Regions from separate parts of the Homo sapiens genome. Here region 1 is linked to region 2. A link is a loop called in an ENCODE intact Hi-C map of the cell type or tissue named here. Cell type or tissue: heart left ventricle. All regions are shown on one strand. Links, peaks and the distances in the headings refer to the core of each region. The heading gives the core; the rest is flanking DNA.

The links. Hi-C counts contacts between places; a loop is a spot of excess contacts. Peaks named below come from ENCODE experiments on the same cell type or tissue, not always from the same donor. Only the 100,000 strongest peaks of a DNase experiment are listed, where the experiment ranks them.
Region 1: a loop joins it to region 2, with 4 times the contacts of the local background. A loop is called at or near these places in 14 of 110 quality-filtered maps.

Annotation. Positions count from the first base shown.
Region 1 is chr2:134,264,087-134,278,221 of GRCh38, reverse strand. It overlaps MGAT5 (alpha-1,6-mannosylglycoprotein 6-beta-N-acetylglucosaminyltransferase), which reads right to left. Exons shown (of 16, transcript NM_002410.5): 2 at 7,672-7,836. Among named protein-coding and RNA genes, the nearest start is that of MGAT5, 17 kb to the right of the region's middle. In heart left ventricle, for the core only: a CTCF peak has its summit at 9,818 (motif pointing right); no DNase peak of the experiment used is centred there; H3K27ac peaks cover 1,034 bases.
Region 2 is chr2:134,114,147-134,122,146 of GRCh38, reverse strand. It overlaps a transcript of MGAT5 not described here. Among named protein-coding and RNA genes, the nearest start is that of MIR3679, 9.0 kb to the left of the region's middle. RefSeq lists silencers at 782-931, 1,182-1,391, 1,622-1,691, 1,742-1,901, 1,922-2,021. In heart left ventricle, for the core only: CTCF peaks have their summits at 3,506 and 3,712 (motif pointing left); DNase peaks (open chromatin) are centred at 746, 1,146, 2,196, 3,706 and 1 weaker place; H3K4me3 peaks cover 3,653 bases; H3K27ac peaks cover 3,469 bases.

The DNA.
Region 1 (14,135 bases), core at 6,136-14,135, 150 kb before region 2:
AACTGTATTTTCTTCTTAATGATAAAAAGCAAAACCCTCTTGACAACACAAAGTGAAAACTATACCAACAATGAGAAGAATTTTCGGTAAACATACCAAAAGAAATGGCTTCTGACAGTATCCAATACCTGAGAGGACACAGCTGAGGTTCTTAAAGATGGCTCCCATGTCTGAACCTCTCAACAGCATCCCACAAACTTTCAAATGACATGAGCCCCAAGTTCCCTTTTAGTTTAAGTTAATATAAGCTAAGTGGTTGGCCTCTTGCAACCAAGAGATTATTGACAAAACATGAATTTCGTGATGAGCTAAATATTGATAACAGAGGCACAAAAAGATCAATTTGGGAACTTCAAATTTAAAGTGTTCCAGTGAAACACTATATACAAAATTATTTTCTAATCTATAAAGCACTATACACATATTAATTTCACTATTAGTGGTGATATCCAAATAAGAAGTCACTACAGTGTTCCATTTTTATGTCAATATTCCAAATATGTAACTTTTAAACTGTAATTAACAAATGCTCATACAGTACTGACTTTATGCCAAGCATGTTTCTAAGAACGTTATTGGTCTCACCTAATCCTCCTGACATGGTTTGGCTCTGTGTCCCTACCCAAATCTCATCTCAAATTTTAATCCCATGTCAGGGGAGGGAGCTGGTGGGAGGTGAATGGATTATGGGGGCAGTTTCCCTCATGCTGTTCTCATGGTAGTGAGTTCTCAGGAGAGCAGATGATTTTAAAGTGTGGCACTTCCTTGCTCTCTCGCTCGCTCTCTCCTGTCGCCATGTAAGACGTGCCTTCCTTCCCCTTCCACTATGATTCAAGTTTCCTGATGCCTCCCCAGCCATGTGGAACTCTGAGTCAGTTAAACCTCCTTTCTTTATAAATTACCCAGTCTCAGGTAGTATCTTTATAGCACTGTAAAAATGGACTAATATACCTCCTAACAATACTGTGAAATGGACACTACTATTATTTCCCCCATTTTACAAATGGGGAAACTCAGCCAGAGGAAGGCTAAGAAACTTACCCAAAGTCACACTGCTATGAAGTGGTGGAGCCAGTATTTGAACCGAGCCAGTCTGGTTCCACAGATGCTGCCTTTCATTGTCCCTCATCCCCTCAACACTAGCATCAAAGTTTCAACTGCCTTTAAACCGATATTCTGAAACAAATGGCTTGTGGCTACAGTCCTCATGGAACCTTGTCTCTCTGCTGGGTTGTTTCCTCAATAATGAGTCACCCAGCTATCCTTCAAGCTACACCCTTGGAAATAATTATGACAAATTCTCCCTTGCCCTGTCCCACGGTCTGTCCGTGTCCCCATAACACCAGCTTCACCCTAACGTGGGTCTCAAATTCTTTCTCCCTGGGCCATAGGAACATCTCTAACCCAGGGCATTCTCCTCCTAACTGAAGATTAAATGCAGTCTCTCTCACCCATTCATATGCATTTCACTCCACATGGCCCATAATTATTCTCTGGAAATACAGACCTCACACCTATTCATCCTCCTACTTTAAACCTCTCATCAACTGCCACGGCCCAGGGAACAAAATAGAAACTCCTTCATTTAACATTGAAAATGCATCACAAATCCCAATTAACTCTCTAGTCTCATTTTCTTCAATATTGCTCCAAGTATGCTGTCAAGGGTATTTTCTGATGTAAAGTAGATCTTTGGGGACCTGTCTTGTTTTCTTTAACTTATTTAATTTACTCTCTCATATCTTGATAATTATATACTTTGCTTAAAATAACAAAGAATTTCTTCTAAAACATTCTGCAATTTAAACCCATTCTCTAAGACTACTTTGTACCATTGTTATCCGGAATTAGTGGTCCTTTCACGAGAAGAAATAATTACCTTCTATAGAAGCAGAAGTAAAATGTACATTGCCAAAAGCACACTGTGGGCCAGGAAAGGAGTTCCTTAAGGGCAGGATCCTAAAATAGTCTTCTGGGAGTTTCTAAAATCTCTTTCCTTGGAGGCCTCCAAGACCAGTGGCAAAGCTAAATGAGGTGGAGATTGGCGGGCGGCGGGGGTGGGGGGGCTTGTGAACAGCCTTGCTAGGAAAAGGGAAAGGAACTTTAGGTCTCAGCTGGCAATCAGGAAACTTCAGCGTCTCAGGCGTCTTTCTGCACTAACCATAGGTGAAAATATCTGCTGGCACCAGATTCTAACAGTATCTCATAGATCGGAATTTCACAAACCTGCCACAATTGACATTTGGGGCTGGATACTTCTATTATGGGCAGTGTCTTATATATTGTAGGATGCTTTTTGCAGCATCTCTTGTCCTCATCTATTAGAAATAAATAGGCCAGTCACAGTGGCTCATGCTTGTAATCCCAGCACTTTGGGAGGCTGAGGTGGGAGGATCGTTTGAGCCTAGGAGCCCAACCAGCCTGGGCAACATAGCAAGACCCCATTCTCTACAAAAAATAAGAAAAAAGAATTTGCCGGGCATGATGGCACATTGCCTGTAGTCCCAGCTACTCAGAAGGCTGAGGCGGCAGGGGGTGGGGACATGGAAGGTCGAGGCTGCAAAGAGCTGTGATAGTGCCACTGCATTCTGGCCTGAGCAACAGAGCGAGACTGTCTCAAAAAAAAAAAAAAAAAAAAAAAAAGGAAATAGCACCTCTTCATTTGTGAAAACCAAAATGTGTCCTGACATTGACATGTGTCCCCTGGGGGCAAAATCGCCCACAGCTGTTAATCACTGCTATAAATTCACTTCCTCAAAGATCACCATCACTTCTGAACTGTCTTTCTTCTTCTAAATAAAAACAAAATATCCTTGACCACACAAAGTGAAAACCATACCAACAAAGACAAGCATTTTTCTGTAAAGATACCAAAAGAATAGCTTCTGACAAGGGTCCACATATTTATTGTTACCATTGCAAATAACAAAACAGAAAGTGACAGGTAGATAGACAGAACATATTTGCTTCTTGCTCAACTTAATAGGAAGCCACCTGCAATCTCATCTCTCTCCCGTCTCTCAGTAGCATCTGGGATCTCACTGACATACCAGTATCTGACCCTGGGAAAGTCATCTGCTGAGCCACTGCCCAGGGGTGGAGCTGGGACACTTCAGGTGCTACTTCAACACAAACTGATGACATGGGTACACATACAAGGAAAGAGCACAGGTACAACTAAATTTCAAGGTCCATTAGCAGCACAAAGAGGGGGAAATTGCACTTCCAAATGCAAGCCCTGGAACTCAGCAGGGACATTTTTCATTTTCAACTTTCAAATGGTAAGAATAATAATAATGGTTGCTGTTTTTAAGAACAGCTTCCAAATTCAAATACATTGCACTTCAACCCCAAATACTAGAAAGTGTTGCATATCGCTCCCCACTTTGGAAAAAATGCAGGGTTGCTGTAAGTTCAACTTGGATTAAATACCAGGAAACTGTCGCTTGAGTTATACCTGTACCTTTGATTTTGTGGTTCTGCTTCCCAAGTGACCTTGCAATTATTAAGTCATCACAACACCACTTGGATGCTATCATTATGGTTTTGGCTTTTAAGGAACAGTCAGCACTGGCCAGTTATTCAGCTGACCTTGAATGACAACTCTTTATTGAGAGTATAAATAAATGTGTACACATGCACATACATACACTACCCCGTAGAGAGCTACACAATGTTCTTGTCCTCTAAAGTATCACAATCTAGGATTGTAACTATCACATCTAGGATTGTAACTATCACATCCTATGAAGCCTCCACATCCCATAACCATTGATGGGAAGTTCAGTCCTGACCAACAAAAAAGGCAGTCCCACTTCTTAGGCGGTGTCTGCTAAGGTCTGAGAACTAGGGAAACGAAATACCAAGTCCGACTTCTAGGCAAATCACCACAAATGTAAATTGAGAAGAAGAACTATAAGAAGAAACTCTTCCAGGTGGTGAAACCAAATGCTGTTCCCTCCAATAGAAACCAATCCATGTGAGCAATATTTACTGAATTATCTTCAACAGGTAAGGCTACAATCAAGACACTATGGGCAGAACAAAGATATATCAGACATTCAGTCCTTAGAAGGCAAGCATTTTCATGATCAGATATGTATACTTTTTACCTTTTCCCCATTTCAGGTACATGACAAAGAACCACAGATCCAATCCTATTCGCTCCACTTCCTCACTTAAGATCACAAAACTAGAGAAAGACAGAATGGGTCTTTCTAAAATTCAAAGCATCATTCTAAAAGGAGAGAATTTTGACGAAGGCCCTTCAAGCCCTTTCAGAAAGTGAATATGGAGAAATTAATTTACTGTGTGATTGGTGGAAGGGTGGGGATTTTAAAAATCTGCTTTTTCATTCCTTTGAGTCCCCTTTCTCTTCAACAAGACAAACAGAGCTCAAAAATCCAGTTCAATCTGATTTCTTGATTTTAATAAAGCTCATTTCCACCTAAATTTCCCTAGGGGCAAATTTACTTTCACATTAAAAAACCCTCGGTGATAAATTTGTGAAGATAAGCCATACTGGATAAAAGCTACACAGAACACAGCTAGAGAGAAAAAATAAGGAGACACACAGACACACACACACACACACACACAGAGCTATCCCCCTAAAGAAAATAAATTTAGGGAATCCTTCTTCAATTGCTATGGTACCCAATTTAGAGACAGTTTATAGCCAACCAGAAGATATATTAGCAAGCAATAAGACACAACAATAAGCAATCAGAAACATCAGTGAGCAATAAGACACCAGAGTCAGCTGTAAAGACACACCAGGGAGAACATTTCTGAGCAATTACCGCATGTCTCCATTCAGGAAGGGAGAGAGAAAAACTTTACTTGGCGAGGATTGGAACCCCATAAAACTGAACTCTCACAGCTCAGGAGCCATTCTTGGGTTGACAGAGGGGTCTGAAGACATCAGCATGGTTATGGATCAGAGAGAGGGCAGAAAAGCAAGGAAGGGCTGCTCATAAATGAGAACTGTTCACTTAAGTCCTTGTCCTTCTTTCTGGTACTCTATAGACATGGCAAATCGTTTTTTAAAAATATGTAGTTGACTGACAAGATATAAAGGACCCCCCCCCACCTTCTGGGGGAAATGAAGAAGGCTGTCCAGCATATCTATATCCACTTTGGCCAAGACAGTGTCTATGAAAGGGATGCCTCTGCATGCATGCACGCGCACGCGCGCGCGCACACACACACAGACACACACACACATACACGGGCCAGCTTTTACAAACATTAGCCTGAGAGCAGACACTGAGACAGAGAAATCCTTAATGAGACAGATGATTAAATCTAGGAAACTGGCAGCTCTCTTCTAGGTAAGAAAATGGTAGCATCTTTTTACAGACACATGCCTTTATGATAATTTACAAATGGAAGGAGAGATGGAGTTAACACTCAGAATCTCTTCTCTACATAGCACTAGCAGATCTGAAGCTGAGCTCAGGGGACTCCAGTACCAACAGTCACCCACTCCCAAGTACTTAAACTCAACAAAACCTGTGAAAACCCTTCTCAGAGATGCTAAGAAGATTAAGTAAAATCATGTACATTGGAGGGTCAGGCAGAGGAACTTGTATTTACTGGACAGCTACTAAATGTTAGTTTCCTCTCCTTCCCTGCCTCCCAATTTTTTTCTGAGTCACCCCCACTTTACAGCAACCATGGTTTGTGTCATTTTATGCATGTGTATTCTTTTCCTAATTAGCCAGTAAAAATTATGATGGTATGGACTGTGTCCCACACATACCCGAGAGATGCAAAGACATGCAAATGAGGTTAATCATTAAATGTGTAACTCTAAATTTGCTCCCATTGCCCAAAAAGGAAAAAAAAAACAAAACACAACACTCTGGTTCTTTAAATATTATTAAAAACACAGCACCAGTGGCACATTTAAAGGAGTCCCGCTCAGAGCCATTGGCTTAGAGAACATGATGCTTGTTAAGCGGTACACTAGCTCAATACATACGGCTGGTATATTTCCAGACTTCGTTTGAAAGTAGTCACCAAGTCCTTCCCATTTCCTTCTTAGAGGTGTACCCACGACCCTGTGCTCTGTGGCTTAAAGCCCAGGTAGCAAAGTCCTTGTGAGCCTTGCAACAAACAGGACAGCCAGAGGCAGCAAGATGCCACGATGGGGGAAAGAATGACAGCAGATGTGTTTATAGAGGCTCACAAGCCACAGGACTTCAGAGGCAGTGGAGAACAGCAAAGTTAAAGGCAGAACACTCCATCCCACCTCCAGAAATATGACACAGAACAGTGATGAAACCACATAGGGCCTTTCCAGTAGCATTTTCTACAGGGTACAGGGGTGGCAAGTGGAGACTGAAGAGGCATGGTTCCAGTTATTAAAAAGCAGCTAAACACAGTGGGAGGTTCTCTTGTCTAATTACAGAAGCTGTTGGAAACTGCAAGGAAGACAGGATTTACGGCCTAGATGACACTGCCTCTGTGTTGTAATTAAAAGTTATTTTTAATACCTTTGTTTGGTTGAATACTTTGAATTATTAGAAATATATTTTGCAATTTAAAATTTGCTAAAGGGCAAAGAACATTAAAAAAGGTAATAACAACCACCTTGCATAATGTAAAACAATTAAATGTTTTGACGCTGGGAGGTGGGAAAGGTAAAGAATCTCTCCCACTTAAGTGTGTGAATTTTTACAAGCAAAAGGGAAAGGAAAATAAGCTTAAAAGTATATGAAACAAGATTTTTTTTTAAAGCAGGAACTGATGTCAAAAGTAACCTAGTTACTTACTTTATCTATTAACCAGAGTTTGGCTACCACCCACCAAAAGTATAGACAGCTTGTTCACAACCATTCACCCAAAGCACTGAATCCTAATCCTCAGGCTCTTCACTTTGTCCTGGGTCCCCAGAAAATCGTGGTCACCCTAACAAGAGCAGTCCTGGTTCAAGCACAAAGACCCAGGGGCTGACCTCAGAGCAGTGTGATGGTGGGGGAGTTGCGGGGATGGGGGGGTTCTAATGTGAGCTGCAGGCAACAACATGCAGCGTATAATCTGGGTGTTGTTTTTAGTCAATTTTCCTTGTCTCATCCAATATTCCAGTTTCCAGAAGGAGCCAAACAAAATGCCTCCCAGTGGGAACCGCATGGTGGTGTACATGAGTGGCTACAGAATCTGCCTACGACTAGGCAGGGGTTATCTCCTAAAAGCCATTTCCAGAATTTCTATTTCTCCATATATACATAGGAGGCATTTTCGGCAATGGTGGCTCTTTTTTAACAACAGGGAGGAGAGAACCTATTATACGTAACAGACTTTCAAAATTGTCTGATGGGAGTACGGAGGAGGAAGAACTCTAAAAGGCACAAGCTTCTCAAATAACCTCTGTATTTCATTTAATCTATGCCATGAATCTTCTCTTTACAAGTGAATTCCAGGAGCTCATTAAGAGCAAATGTGTCACACAAACCACCAAATATTATGCATCATGATAAAACTATAAAAAGCATTTTAACATCTGCTATTAAAAAATAAATTTAGACTTATCTTTACAATGGCCATGCCAAGTTTATAGAATTTATATTATGCAGGTTCCAGTAAGAACCACTGCTCTCCTTTATTCTCTTCTTGGTCCAAAGCAGGGTGTGACTCCATATCAGGGCAGAGAATTGCTATTTTTACCTGCCACATTAATTTTCTCAAGTGCAACCAAGCTGGGAACAGCTGTAGTGGAGTTGGTTGAGTTTGTTCCGGTGCCATTGACAACAAGATTGTCCACCTTCGACTCCAACTTGCCAATGCGCTGCAAAATGTTATCTAATAACACAGCAAGGGTTTTCTTCAGATCTGTAAAAGAAAGTGCAGACAATTTTAAAATTCTATGGCCTCTACATATCTGTCTGGCTTGCTCTCTCTTTATCGTGGAGAACAAAACTTCTCAAATGTTTCTGAAGTGATACAAAAGATCTGTCAAACCACATCTGAAAGATGACAAGGGCCGTCTTCAACTGGCCCAGATCCTACTAAATACATCAGTCTGTCGTGGAATGCAAGTCTGGCAATAAGTAACATGGTATAACTATTTCCAGCTACTTGGTCAAGAGAGAAAACTCCTTGTTATTTAGCATCCTGCTATAGCACTACACTGAATTCCTCCTCCTTACAGCACCATAGTTTCTCACACAAAGCTTGACACCCCAAGGGTGCAGCAAGATCCCAAAGTAGCCTCTGGATCAAGTTTGTTATTTTTCGTGTTGCATACTCTAGCATGTCCCAGTTTTTTAAAAAGTGTTTAATTCTGTTAGTTACATACACTAACACTTCATAAAAGCTACAGCTCCAGATTTTCAGGTCTGCTAGGTAACCCAGAGTTGACTATAATCAGATTTAGGAAATATTTAAAATAAAGATTAGTCTCATTCATTTGCTCACAAATATTTATTAAGCTACTACTATGTGCCAGATATTATTCTAGATGCTGGGGATATACTCTCATCGTTCTTACATTTAAGAGTTGGTTCCCTTTCTCACACATCTGACTACACATTAAAGAGTACTGCACTTCCCTCTGGAAAAATTACAGGAACTCCTTCTTCACCCCTATGGATGCATTTACTATTTGTAGACAAGATATTCAAAGAAAAAAGAAAAGATAAGCTTAGACTCTCTCCTCTAAAAATTCATAATCACAGAAAGATATACTGACTTGTATGTGTCAGAAAAGCAGATGGGTGACTGCATAACCATCCACAGAAATAGAATCCAGACCCATTTCTGAATTGGGAGTGGGCCAGGGGAAAAGTGCACAGTGTGGGTAGCAGGACTGAGAAAAGCCCTGAGTTAAGACAAACGGGAAGGTGCCATCTTCCATTCTCCTAAAAACAGAGCAAACTTGTCCCTGAGCAGATGCGGTAATCTGGCCATGAAATAAACACACATGCTCACATAAACAGCACAGATCACAGCCAGCGAATCTCAACAAAGGTGCACCAGCCTGTTCCATTATGCCTCATGAACCAGAAGCAGATGCTGGTGCTGTGCTTCTTGTACAGCTGCAGAATCTTGAGCCAAATAAACCTCTTTTCTTTATAAATTACCCAGGCTCAGGTATTTTTTACAGCAATGCAAAATGGACAACTGTTTTATCTTCACATCCTCCCCATGAGGTAGATGTGACTCCGTTTTACAGATAAGAAAACTGAGGTTCACAGATATTAAATAATGAGCTGATAAAATGAGGGCTTGCCTCAGGACTGCTTAATTCCCTGACATCTCAATGGGACCAATCAGAAGTCAAGAACCTGGGTAGAAAAAAGAAACCAAGGGTGAAGTTCAGAGTCTTTCATCCATAACACAGTGGTTAAGGGCCTGACTTTGGAGCCAGAGTTCCTAGGTTTGAGTCCTACCTCTGGCATTCCTGTTTCCTTACCTGTAAAAGAGGGACATGAACAACACTTCAGCTTTGAGGTTGTCAAGAGGAGTTAAAGAGTTAATATTTATAAGGTGTTTTGAATACTGGCTGGCACATAATAAGCACTGCATAACTGCCTGTTAAATATATAAGTAAAATAAAACCTTTCACTGGAAAATGTTCTCATCCTTCCCAAAGAACTCTCTCCTCAGGTGATGCAAAGCTTCACTGCTTTATCCAAGGGGTCATGAGAGCACTCTCCTCTGCGGTCTGCAGTCCCACGGTCAGCATGACTCAGTTTGTCACAGGCACATCATTAGTTGGCACAGACAGCGGGAGTCAGTCACCTGTTCTGTCACTAAGTCTAATGCATCAACTGGCTCTCCAGAGTTCTGAAGAGTGCCAGAGGCCAGTCACACAGAAGGGGGCAGTCGTGCCAGTGAGAAGTGGCAATGTTCAGTATAAAGAAATACTCTTCAGATATAAAAGATCAATCTCCCCCATTTCAGCCTCTTTGCCTAGAGCCTGTGTCATCAGCCAGCTAGAATCCGAATACAATCTAGAATAGCATTTAACTATCACCGGTAATTGTAGTTGGCCAAGCACAGAAGCCCTGGCCCTCTAGTGTGACTTAACTCAGGATTTCTCAACCTCGGCACTACTGACACTTTGGGCCGGGTAATTCTTTGTCGTGGTGACTGTCCTTGCATTGTAAGATGCTTAGCAGCATCCCTGGTCTCTACTCCCTGAATGACAACAGCAATTATCCAGGTGTGGCAATCAAAAACGTCTCCAGACACTGCTAAATATCCTTTGGAGGGACAAAACTGCCCTGATTTGACAACCGCTGAATTAGGTGCATTCTCTCAACCCCTCTGTATTCCCCACTGCCCCTCTGTGGAGACATGGAGAGAGAACTGTGATAGAGAGGTTACAGGATAGGAAATGCCTACTGAATGAACCTGCATCATGTGTGACTTCCATTCACTGGAGGGACTGCTACAAATACAACAGAAAGTTGCAGTGAGAGAAGTCTGCCTTCCTCCCTATGGGGGAGCTAACAGAACATGAGCCAATGCTGATGGGCTCTCATCAGACTACTGGACACAGTCCCTCAATCCATTGTTATTGGTGATAGTTATTAGTGGAGTATACTCTAGGTAGGATATGAAGTTGTCATACTTACAATTAAGAAGATATTCTCCCTCAATTCTCAAATTACAGTGACCAGTAAATACAACTGACCTACTATCTCTTGTTGACCCCATCTGCCAAAGATTGACCTTCTGTGACTGTGTGACATGGAGTGTAAAAGGGGATTCATAATGAGGAGGAGGGATCACCATCACCACGGCCACCCCAATATAACCTCCTCCACTTATTGAACTTTCTATATGCCAGGCAGTGTGCTGAGCACTTTACATGAACTAATTCATTTAATCCTACCAAGACAGTCTGAGGAGCATGTGATCATCCCTATGCCCCTCTTAACAAATGAATAAATCACAGCACAGAGAGGCTAAATAACTTAGCAGAGGTGATTACAGATCCAGGACTCAAACCCAGTCTGGTTCCAGGGCTGATGGCTCTTACCCACCATGCTTCACCACCTCTTAAGAACTACAATGGACCTGTCCACCAGCAAGCATCTCTGACTTGCTCCCCCTGAATCTACTTGTTAGGGAATAACCTCTGGGATTTTGCCATGTGTTTGTGTAACAACATATACCAATCACTCTTAAGACTCACTCATGTCCCTGTCCTGTGGTAACTCTGTCCACCCGACCCAGTATCACTAAACATCCACCAGCTGACACTGGAGACTACCAGATACATCAAGTGATCCAAGATTTTTTTAAAATTAAGACTCTTTCTTTATCTTCTCCCTTAAAATGAAGACGGAATATAAGCCTACTAAAAACCTTGAATTCTCTAAGCACTTTACCTAGGTAGGCATGTTTTCTCTCCCAATATGAAAGAAAAAAGTTCATTTTCAACTCAAGCAGCTACCTGAGTCACCATTTCAAAGCAGCCAACCCAAGATTAAGGATGTTGTTAATAAAAAACACAATGACAGAGATGACGCCAAGCCCATATCTGTATCATTATACAGTGCTAGGCACATTAAGCATGTGTTACGTAAGTGAACAAATGAATGAGTGAAACAAACTATAGTACTCTCACAAATAAGGCTCAATAAATTATACCTTTCCGGGCAATGAAATTATTTTGCACCTTTGTATTTTACTGTTAAACCTCCAAAAACTGTTAACAGTTTTATCACAACTTTAAAGAAATAACAGGCTGGCGCGGCGGCTCACGCCTGTAATCCTAGCACTTTGGGAGGCCGAGGCAGGCGGATCACCTGAGGTCAGGAGTTAGAGACCGGCCTGACCAACATGGTGAAACTCCGTCTCTCCAAAAAATACAAAAAATAGCTGGGCATGGTGGCGTGTGCCTGTAGTCCCAACTACTCGGAAAGCTGAGGCAGGAGAATCGCTTGAACCTGGGAGGTGGAGGTTGCAGTGAGCCAAGATTGCACCGCTGCACTCCAGCCTGGGTAACAGAGCCAGAGCAATACTCCATCTCAAATAAACAAAAATAAAATAAAATAAAGAAATAACAGTATTTTTGTGTTTTAATCTTTTTTTTTTTTTTTTTGAGATGGAGTCTTGCTCTGTGGCCAAGGCTGGAGTGCAGTGGCACGATTTCAGCTCACTGCATCTGCCTCCTGGGTTCAAGCAGTTCTCCTGCCTCAGCCTCCTGAGTAGCTGGGATTACAGGTGCCACCACACCCAGCTAATTTTTGTATTTTTAGTAGAGATGGGGTTTCACCATCTTGGTCAGGCTGGTCTCAAACTCCTGACCTTGTGATCCACCAGCCTCAGCCTCCCAAAATGCTCGGATTACAGGCATGAGCCACCGCGCCCAGACCATTTGTGTTTTAATCCTAATGGTAACCCTTTTGTTCAATACAACTGTACAAATAATTTCTATAGTTTAATAAAAATAGAAAAATATTACTCCAAATTCTAGTATATTTTAATATTTCATTGCGTCTTATAGTTATTATAGCCATAAAATGCGTCCTCAACAAGATTATCATTTTCAATTACTAATGAGCTTTTAAAATTTTGTTTGTGCTTCAAAGCCTTTGCAATAAAAATTTAATCCCAACATTACTACTGCAATTCTGCATTCCTAAAACTTACTGTACATGATGAAGACGAGATCAAAGTAGTTGAAAAACATTTAAAATGTCTCTCTGGGGAAAGCAGGCTTTGGTTTCTATCATGCCAGCATTCTTTGATAAATGGTAAGGTCGATTAAACTGCATTGGAACAGGTTATTTGACAGCTTCTGTTAAGTTTTCATTTCCAGGAAGCCATGGTATTGATGGGTAAGAAGTGATTGGAAGGGCCTGACAGACACATCCTTGAGCAGACAGCCAAGGAGCTATAACTGCAAGTCACACTTTTCTCCATCTCTGGAATTCAAGGAGATGGGATCTCAGTAAAAAGGAGGGCCCTGCTGGTGGAATAAGGTTTATAGATCTATCAGCTAATGCTGTGAGACTGGGTGGTAAACCTTCATTTCCCAGATCATCAAAATCAATCCGTATTTGAGGAATTATCAAAAATGGCCATGCTTGGGAGCTATGCTGTCCACCACCCCATTTTTCCTGGAACATGCTTCTAAAGCAGTGGTTCTTAGCCCTGCTGTGCATCAGACTCACTTTGTGCAGTCAGTTACCAGGTTGCATCTTCAACACACTAAATCCGGATCTGCAGAGTCCGTCAAGGATTAGGGCACAGCCAAGGTTGAGATCTACTGTGAAGGTACGGCCGCCATGATACTATGGCACAGAACCAACTACGCAATGAGCAAGGTCTTACATCTGAAATGCCAAAAATTATTTACATCTGTGCCTGCTCATGAATCAAATCCCTTTCACCATGGCTGCCCGAGAGGCAGAGCATGAACAACAGAGCCACAGAGCAGCTTCACTTGCTGCTCTGGAGAAACTGGCAAAGACAGGGCGTTAATGAGAAAGGAAGGTGCTATTGAAAAAAGAATTAACCTCAACCTCTTATTTCCATTGACTGTCAGGAATGTCAAGTTTCATCAATTATATATTTTTAAATTAATTTTAGAGTGATCTTTCCACAGAAAGATAATAGAGTTACAGTAATGACCCAAATACAGTCCATTTATTATGTACAAGGACATTCAAAGCAGTGTTATTTATAAAATAGCGTTATTACAGATAAGAACTGGAAATTACCCAAACACAAAATAAAAAGATTAAATTACATTATGTCAGCCATTCATAAGATAGAATAAATCACTAGACTGTAAACTTAGGGAGGGCAGAGACCAAGTCTGCTTGTCATCTCTGTTTACAGCCACTAGCTATTAATATCAGGAGTTCAATAAATATTTGTTAAGTGGATGGATAAAAAACGAAAAGTATACAGTCATCAAAAATACTTAATGGCTGGCCGGGTGCGGTGGCTCATGCCTGTAATCCCAGCACTTTGGGAGGCCGAGGGGGACCGATCACCTGAGGTCGGGAGTTTGAGACCAGCCTGACCAACATGGAGAAACCCCGTCTCTACTAAAAATACAAAATTAACTGGGCATGGTGGCACATGCCTGTAATCCCAGCTACTAAGGAGGCTGAGGCAGGAGAATCGCTTGAACCTGGGAGGCGGAGATTGCGGCGAGCCGAGAT
Region 2 (8,000 bases), core at 1-8,000:
GGCAACAAGAGCAAAACTCCATCTTTAAAAAAAAAAAGACAGGAGAGCTTTGCTCTAATCTTTACTGCCAGATAAATCTGAGGATGCCCATCTCAGCCCTGAACAATAGCAACAAAAATAATTTATAGGAAAGCAGTGAGGACGGGGGGAGGAGGGTGAAAATTCATTCACCACAAATCTCAGATGCTTTGCCCTTCATGAAAAACTGTTCAGTGATTTTCTCGGTACAGACAAGGGAGTTCTGATGCAGCCGTAAGGCTTAGGATGTGCATGACACAGAGATTAACGCTGGGGAGTCTCTTGGAGTAAAAACCAAGTTGATCAGGTCCTGACAATAAACTGGGGGTGGGGGTCAGTTCAACGACCCAGCTTCCCACTCGCATCTCCTTAGAATGAGATACCTCTAACACTTTGGTCTGGGTATGTTTACAAGTGCGATGTTGCCATCCACCCGAACCCCACACACAACTGAGTTTGCCCCTTCCCAACGTCACAGACCCAGAAGTACTCATCTTCCCTAACTGGGCCGCCAGAGCCAGGTGCAGATAGCGGCGGCCGCCCGGGGCCAGGCCTGGCAGTCGGTCCCAGGAGGGCCGGGCCCTATACCAAATCCATCCACATCGCCCGGTTCCCGCAGCCCTGAGGAGCCAAGCACCCCCTCTGCGCTCCAAACGCCTCTGGACAATGCAAGCGCCACCCCCTTCCCTCTTCGGCTCTTCCGCGCGGCGGCTACAAAACCGCGGCTTTGTGTGTGACAGCAAGTGTATGCGCGAGCGTCCCTGGGCTCACACACCCCCTTGCACCCTGCCTGCTCGCCGCGCCAGGTCCGGGCACCAAGCGGGCGCACCGCGCGCGGGTCCACCAGGCTGAGAGCCGCGCTCCAGGCCTCTGGCCACCCCGCCACGGGGAGCAGGGGCTAACACCCACGCCCCCAATCCCGGCTGTGAGGGCAGCCGGGGAGAGCAGTGCGCGTAGCTCAACTGAGGCGAGGCAGGGGCCAGGGGCGCGAAAGAGCCACAGGCGAGAGCGGCGCCCACGTCTCCCTAGCCCCGCCGCCCCCAACTTTGCGAGCTGAGGGCCGGGAGTGGGCCGGGGCGGCTCACGACTCGGCAGGAAGTTCCCAGGGCCGCACTGAGCATGCTCTCGGGGAGTGTGTGCGCGGGTGTGGGCTCTGCGCTCCCTGCAGCCTCCCAGACCCGGCAGCAGGGCTGAGCGCGCCGGCGGGATCACGGACCCGCGGGCCGTCCCCTAACAGCCGGGGCGCCCCCGGGCCTCCTGGATCCTCTGGCCCGGAGCGCCAGCCCGCCGCATCCCTCCTCCCTAGGGGCTCGGGGCCAGCCTCCCTCCTTCTTCCTTCCTCCCCACTGGCCCCTGGCCGAGCCCGCCCAGTGCGCCTGGGTCCCGAGGACCCCGGCCCGGCCCGGCCCACGCCTGCGGCGTGACCCCCACCGGGCTCCTCCGCGGTCCGAGCGCCCATCTGCCATCCCCCGCCGCTCGCCTCCAGCCCGCGCAACCAGAGCTTCCTTTGGACTGTCCCTAGGAATGCCAACAAGCCCCCTCGTCACGGGGCGGGGGGGGTTCAGCCTCCCCTGGGAGGGGCTGCCCGGGGCAGGTGGGCTTCTCAAGGCGCGTCTCCCGGCTCCACTCCGGCGTCCTGCAGAGCGGCCGGGGCCGGGGCACCCACGCAGGCGGCAGAGGAGCGACGGAAGGAAGCCCCCGACCGCGCCGACCCCGGTGCGGGCTCTCCTCGCCCGCGCCTGGTTCCCCGTGCCCCCCGCGGTCCCCTCTGCGCGCATCACCCCGCGGGGATGACGAGCTCCCTCCGACGCGATCACCCGGATCCGGCAGCTCTTACCTCCTTGTTGGGCAGCAGCAGCAGCCGGGAGCACCCGCCGGCCGCCGTGCCCACGCGGCCCGAGGCGCGAGGTCGCGACGCCCCGAGCCTGCGGCGCGGCTACCTGGGCTGGATCGCGCCCGGGGCCGCCGCCGCGGGAGCCGCAGGGCCGCCGCCGAGCGGGCCGCGGCAGGGACGGTCTGCAAACTACCAGCCCTGGCGGGGCCGCGCGCGGCGCGTCCACACTCAGCCCCGAGACGCAGCAGAGGCGCTCCTGTGGGAGCTCAGTCGACCAGGGCGGGAGTCCGTCCTCAATTTCTGGCAACCTTCCCCTAGCCAACCTCACCAACTTCTCCCCGCTTCTGGGCTCGCGGCTCTAGAAGGCAGAAATTCCGGCCGGGGACGTTTGGCAAACTCCCCGCCCCCGGCCGCGCGCTCAGCCAATTCGGAACGCCCCAGCTTCTCAGGGGCCGTCGGCAAACTCTCAACCCTGTCTAGGAGGACTTCTCCCAGCCACTCTGTTCCGCAGCCCAAGGGGAGAGAAAGGAGCGAGCGGGACCTTCTGATCGCGGCCATAAATAATATCCTAACAAGGTCAGGGGCAGTGTGCAAATATTGATATGACGATGCATCCTCCGGAGTGGTGCAGTCCAAGCCCCAAAGGACAAGGGGCCTTCCAGCAGCGAAGCCCACTGATGGGGAGACTGTGGTCTCAACCATCTTAGAGGTGCAGGCAACTTTAACAAAACGCCCTGAGGCTCAGTTTCCTCTTTCGTAGAACGCATTACACAAAGCAGTAGGTATACTGCCATTTGGTTTTTGTGACCTTGGGCAAGCCACTTAACCATTTGAATTCATCTTTATGAGCATAACAAATGCTGCTTCATGAGGTTATTGTGAAGATGATATGAAATATATGTGAAATACTTAGGGATATGTGGCACTTATAAATGAAATCCATTCTTTCTTCTCTGCCCTGCTCCCACTCCCGGATTTTAGGAACACTCTGGACGAGCTAGCTGAAAACTGCACTGTTGTAAATTCACAAATAAAACACATCCCGTGCCCTGAAGGCACCACAAAGAACATTGACTGACATGAGAGATTAAATCCAACCAAGCCCCAGGAGAGAGAATGCCATACATTTACATCGATAAGCATTATAGTTTCTTGTTAAGTAGTATCTGGAATGGAGGAAGAGTGGGCTATTGAGCTAGTGGTAGAATCCACAAGACCATAACCCCAGCAATTTCCAGACCCCATAACCAGTCACTACATCCAGACCTCATAAGGATTCATGTTCAGTTTCCCCTCATCTGCCCTGCAGGACTTCACCCCTACTTCGTTGTCCTCTCTGGGGTCTTATTTCTTGGACTTAGCTCGCCCCCACCCTACTACGCACCCTCCCCACCAGAGGCATTTACAAACGAGGATCATGGAATTTTTAGACCCTAGGAATGATTCAGTCCCTTTCCTTCATTTTGTAAGTGAGCTCATAGCTGGTTGAGGTCTCCTGACCCCAGGACCTTTTAATAGGGCATATCCATAGCCTCTCCTGCACTGAGCAAGCTCTGGGCTTTGGGCACCTTATGTCAATCCTGTCTTCAAGTTTAGCTGGAGGAAATGGCTCTAGCACTTCCTGACCAGATAAGCCCCAAATTATCAGCCACTTGGCTCCTCAGCTGTTAGAAACTGTCGAGTCAAGATACTCAAAAACCACAGGGAAATCTGCAAGGCCAGGATGACTAAGAAAAGACCTTTTGGTGAAATCCCAGTAATGTTCTGAGGCACGTATTTCCCTCAGTCCCTTGAGAGAAAATAGTATCTTTAGCTCTCCCCAAGCACCAGGAGGGAAATAGAAGAATGGTGACATCTGGTGGCCGGGACTTGCTGTACTGGATACAGATCATGTAGATTCTAATCATAATAGATTGGATTTGAAGTCAAGTTCCCACGGGTGGTTAATAATGATACCACCTGGTTGCCTAGAGATTTCTGAAAGGCATCAATCATTTCAACTTTATGAACCCACTGCTATAGAGGATATTACAGATGGTTTTTGTTTCAGGATATTTTTTATAAAAAGTATATGTGTATATAGAGAAATTAAGTAAATTCGTTTGTATACACAAATATACATTTTCCATATTTGTATTACATAGTCTATTTATTTATATAAATCATATACTTGCCATGCGTTTAAGAAAAAGTAATACTATCTAAGTTGTTTTCCCCACAGTTAAGATTACAATTTTTATTATTAATTGCTAAAGGATACTGTTTATGGACATAAGGATGCTTATTAGGATGCAGCTGTATATTTCATCACATCCTCTCAAGAGACCGTTCATTACAAGCTTAGGAAGAAAATAACATAGCAGGATTTCAATAGTGAAAGCCCTGGCAGCTGATGGCCAAGGTCGTGCATTCCTGGTGAACAGAGATTCATTTTTAGCATTTTCACCACTTGCAAACAATGGGTGTCAGGTTAGAAAAAGAAAGATATTTAGGACTATTTCACAACAATGCAACAGTGTTTGTTGGTATTGCTAAGTCTACTCTAACTGTATTGCTTCATTTCTTTTCATTTGTCTGTCACATATATAGTACTTTAAATAATTGCTCAATTATAAGCATAGTAAACACAGCTTTTTACATATAATCAAGTATAGTCAGCCCTCCATATCTGCGGATTTCGATCTGTGATTGATTGAATCTGAGGATTTAGGATCCTCCAAATCCATGCTTACAGAGGGCCAACTATATATTGTTTCTCAGCATCTCTTACTAAGCTGTATGTGAATTACATTTTAACAATTCATGGAGTAGATTTTACTATACGTATTTCATAGAAAAAGAAGCCAAGACTTAGTAAAGGTAAGTAATATACTTACAGATAGGCACTGTTGATAAGGATCACAGCCAGGATTGAATCCAAAGTTTGCCTGACTCCAAAGCCCAGAACCTTTCTATTACACCATGCTTCTCACCCCAGATAACCAGGAAGAAAGGAAGATCCATGCAGAAAGTACTGTGAATAATACAGTAAATATTAAAGGGGATATTTAAGGTACCCTACATAGACCAGGTTTCTTGACCTATTCAAATTGCATGAAAATTATAGCAACAAAATAACAATTATGTATGTAAACCTTATAAAGCTGAGACCCATGTGGTTCAGTCTTGGAACTGGTGTCTGTGAAATAAACAAATGAAATTGTTTTTCTGCCCTGGACCTGAGCTCTAATGGCTTGAGGAATTATCCACTATGTAATCTTGGTACAAGGTAAAACCTCTGATGGTAAAGGTGCTGACCAAATTTTTAGGGCAGCATTGCTAGTGGTAGTGCCCAGTGGCTGATGCCATAATGTGGATGATGTAAGCTGTGATGCCTGGCAGATAGTGATCCAGGTGACAGCATCTTCACCTTGCCAGATTTTAGGAGTTCTTTCTACGTGCATTCCTCTGGCCTCCGTCTTCTTCTTCTTTCTTCTTTCCTCTTTTTTTGAGACAGATTCTCACTCTTTTGCCCAGGCTGGAGTGCAGTGGCATGATCACAGCTCACTGGCAGCCTCGACCTTCTAGGCTCAAGTGATCCTCCCACCTCAGCCTCCCAAGTAGCTGGGACTACAGGTGCAGGCCATCATACCCAGCTAACTTTTTAATTATTTTACAGAGATGGGGGTCTCTCTATTTTGCCTAGGCTGGTCTTGAACCCCTGGGCTCAAGTGATCTTCCTTAATTAGTCACAGTAACTTTCTGTTGCTTGTGGTTAAGTAGCCTGACTGATACAGACATTTGAATTAACAGGCGTAGACCCTAAGGGAAATAGATGAAATCAGGGATAGGTTATCTAGTCTGATTAAGGTTGAGGGTTGAAAACTTGGCTTCTTTAAAGGTCTTTGATGCAGGCAGCCTGTGGTATACAGTGGCAAAAGTTTGTTATCAACTGTATACATCTACAATGAAGTACCCATTGAAATCAAACTTTTGGGTAACCAAGTGACAACTGAGCAATAAGACTTAGGAATAGGCTGGGTGCGGTGACTCACACCTGTAATCCCAGCACTTTGGGAGGCCGAGGCGGGCGGATCACAAGGTCAGGAAATTGAGAACATCCTGGCTAACATGGTGAAACCCCATCTCTACTAAAAATACAAAACATTAGCCGGGCATGGTGGCAGGCGCCTGTAGTCCCAGCTATTTGGGAGGCTGAGACAGGAGAATGGCATGAACCTGGGAGGCGGAGCTTGCAGTGAGCCGAGATCAGGCCACTGCATTCCAGAACAAGACTCTGTCTCAAAAAAAAAAAAAACAAACAACAACAAAAAAACACTTAGGAAAAAGACTCTCACAATAAGACTGTGAGAGTAAGGTGGTTGTTTTTTATGGAGCTGAATAGCTTTTTTTTTTTTTTTGAGACAGTCTTGCTCTGTCACCCAGGTTGGAGTGCAGTGACGTGCTCTCGGCTCACTGCAACCTCTGCCTCCTGGGTTCAAGCAATTCTCCTGCCTCAGCCTCCTGAGTAGCTGGGACTACAGGTGCATGCCACCATGCCTGGCTAATTTTTTGTATTTTTAATAGAGACAGAGTTTCACCATGTTAGCCAGGATAGTCTCCATCTCCCGACCTCGTGATCCACCCGCCTTGGCCTCCCAAAGTGCTGGGATTACAGGCATGAGCCACTGCACCCAGCCTGAACAGCTTTAAAAAAGAGAATTATGAGCTGAAACTCTTACATTCTCAGCTCAAGGTACCTATAAACCAGGGCTTTTCTATGACTTCTGAAACAGACAAGCAGAAAACCTTTTGATTTTTAGCAGGTGGAGGCCAAAATAAGTGAAAAAAAAACTCAACTATTAATCGTTTGGATTGCTGAATTACAAAGTCACTTGCATTCATAGCCTAACCACTCTCTTATTTGAAACCAAAAGCATTGATTAGAACTCATTAGGACCCTGAGGATTGCATGGAGTTACATAGGACAATTTAGATGACTTAATTTGATGTACTCCACACCCCTCAGGCCTTATGTTGGCTTCCTTTGCCAAATAAAGGCAGTCATGAGGTTCTTGTTGCTTTGACTGAGATCCTCTAATGACCTGGCTTGAGGGTGTTGCCTTGAAACTTTATGCCCTGTGCCAAATACTCCTCATTTTCTCTCACTAGAAAGCCCAGCACACCTCAAAAGGCCAATTGGAAAGGCAAACTCTGAAGGAAAAGACTTACCCATCACAGGAGGTGTGAGATTCTGCTAATTTATAAAAGCAAAAATCTGGGGAATACATGTGGAGAGAAATTCTGAGAATGCTAGACCAAGGAAGGAAGAACATAGCCTTAGATGAGGCTGAATGTATTGATATGGAGGCATTAGCAAAGTTCTAGACTCAATGTGTTCACTTGGGCAGTTGGGAGTAGTATTAATCATCTGCTTTGTTGGCTGCTGAAATCTAGACTTATGAGGACTGGTGTAAACAATAATGCTAGTTGGCATACACGTAACCCCTACTAAGTGCCAAGCACTTTTCAAAGTGCTGTCATACATCAAATTATCTAATCATAATAATAAACCTATGAGACAGGTAGTATCATCCTCATTTATAAAAGGGAAAACTGAGGCATATATAGGTTAAACAACTTTCCACATGCAGCTTGTAAGTGGTACAGCTGGGATTCAAATCAGATACCTGGTTCCAGAGTCTGAGCTTTTTAGGTCTATGCTAAGTTATATTTATGAAAGTGAGATGCCAGGGATACCTTGCTATGTGGAGGGAGAATTCAAGAATTTAAGAAAATGCTCTAATAGATGTATCAAGTGTTACCTACTTATCTACCTCAATGCTATGTTCTCTAAAATGCCCCAGAAGAAACATATTCACCTCAGCGCTGAGGAATCCACTGGTGAGGGGAATGCCAGCATTTTTGGAGAGCTCTGTAGTGGCTTTTCTCTGGAGGACAGACCTCTTAACAAAAAATGTGGCCCTTGCTCAGTTTCCAAATGCGTTGGCCTCAAGCCCTTCCAGTAAAAGAGAGAGTGGGTATACTTGTGACAGACACCATTGGACGGTCAACCTAAAGCCACTGCAAGTCCAATTTCCTTTGCTACATCCTACTTTGGAGTCTGCAAAACCAGATATTTGCTTCCTCAGGCTCTACTCTAGTAGTG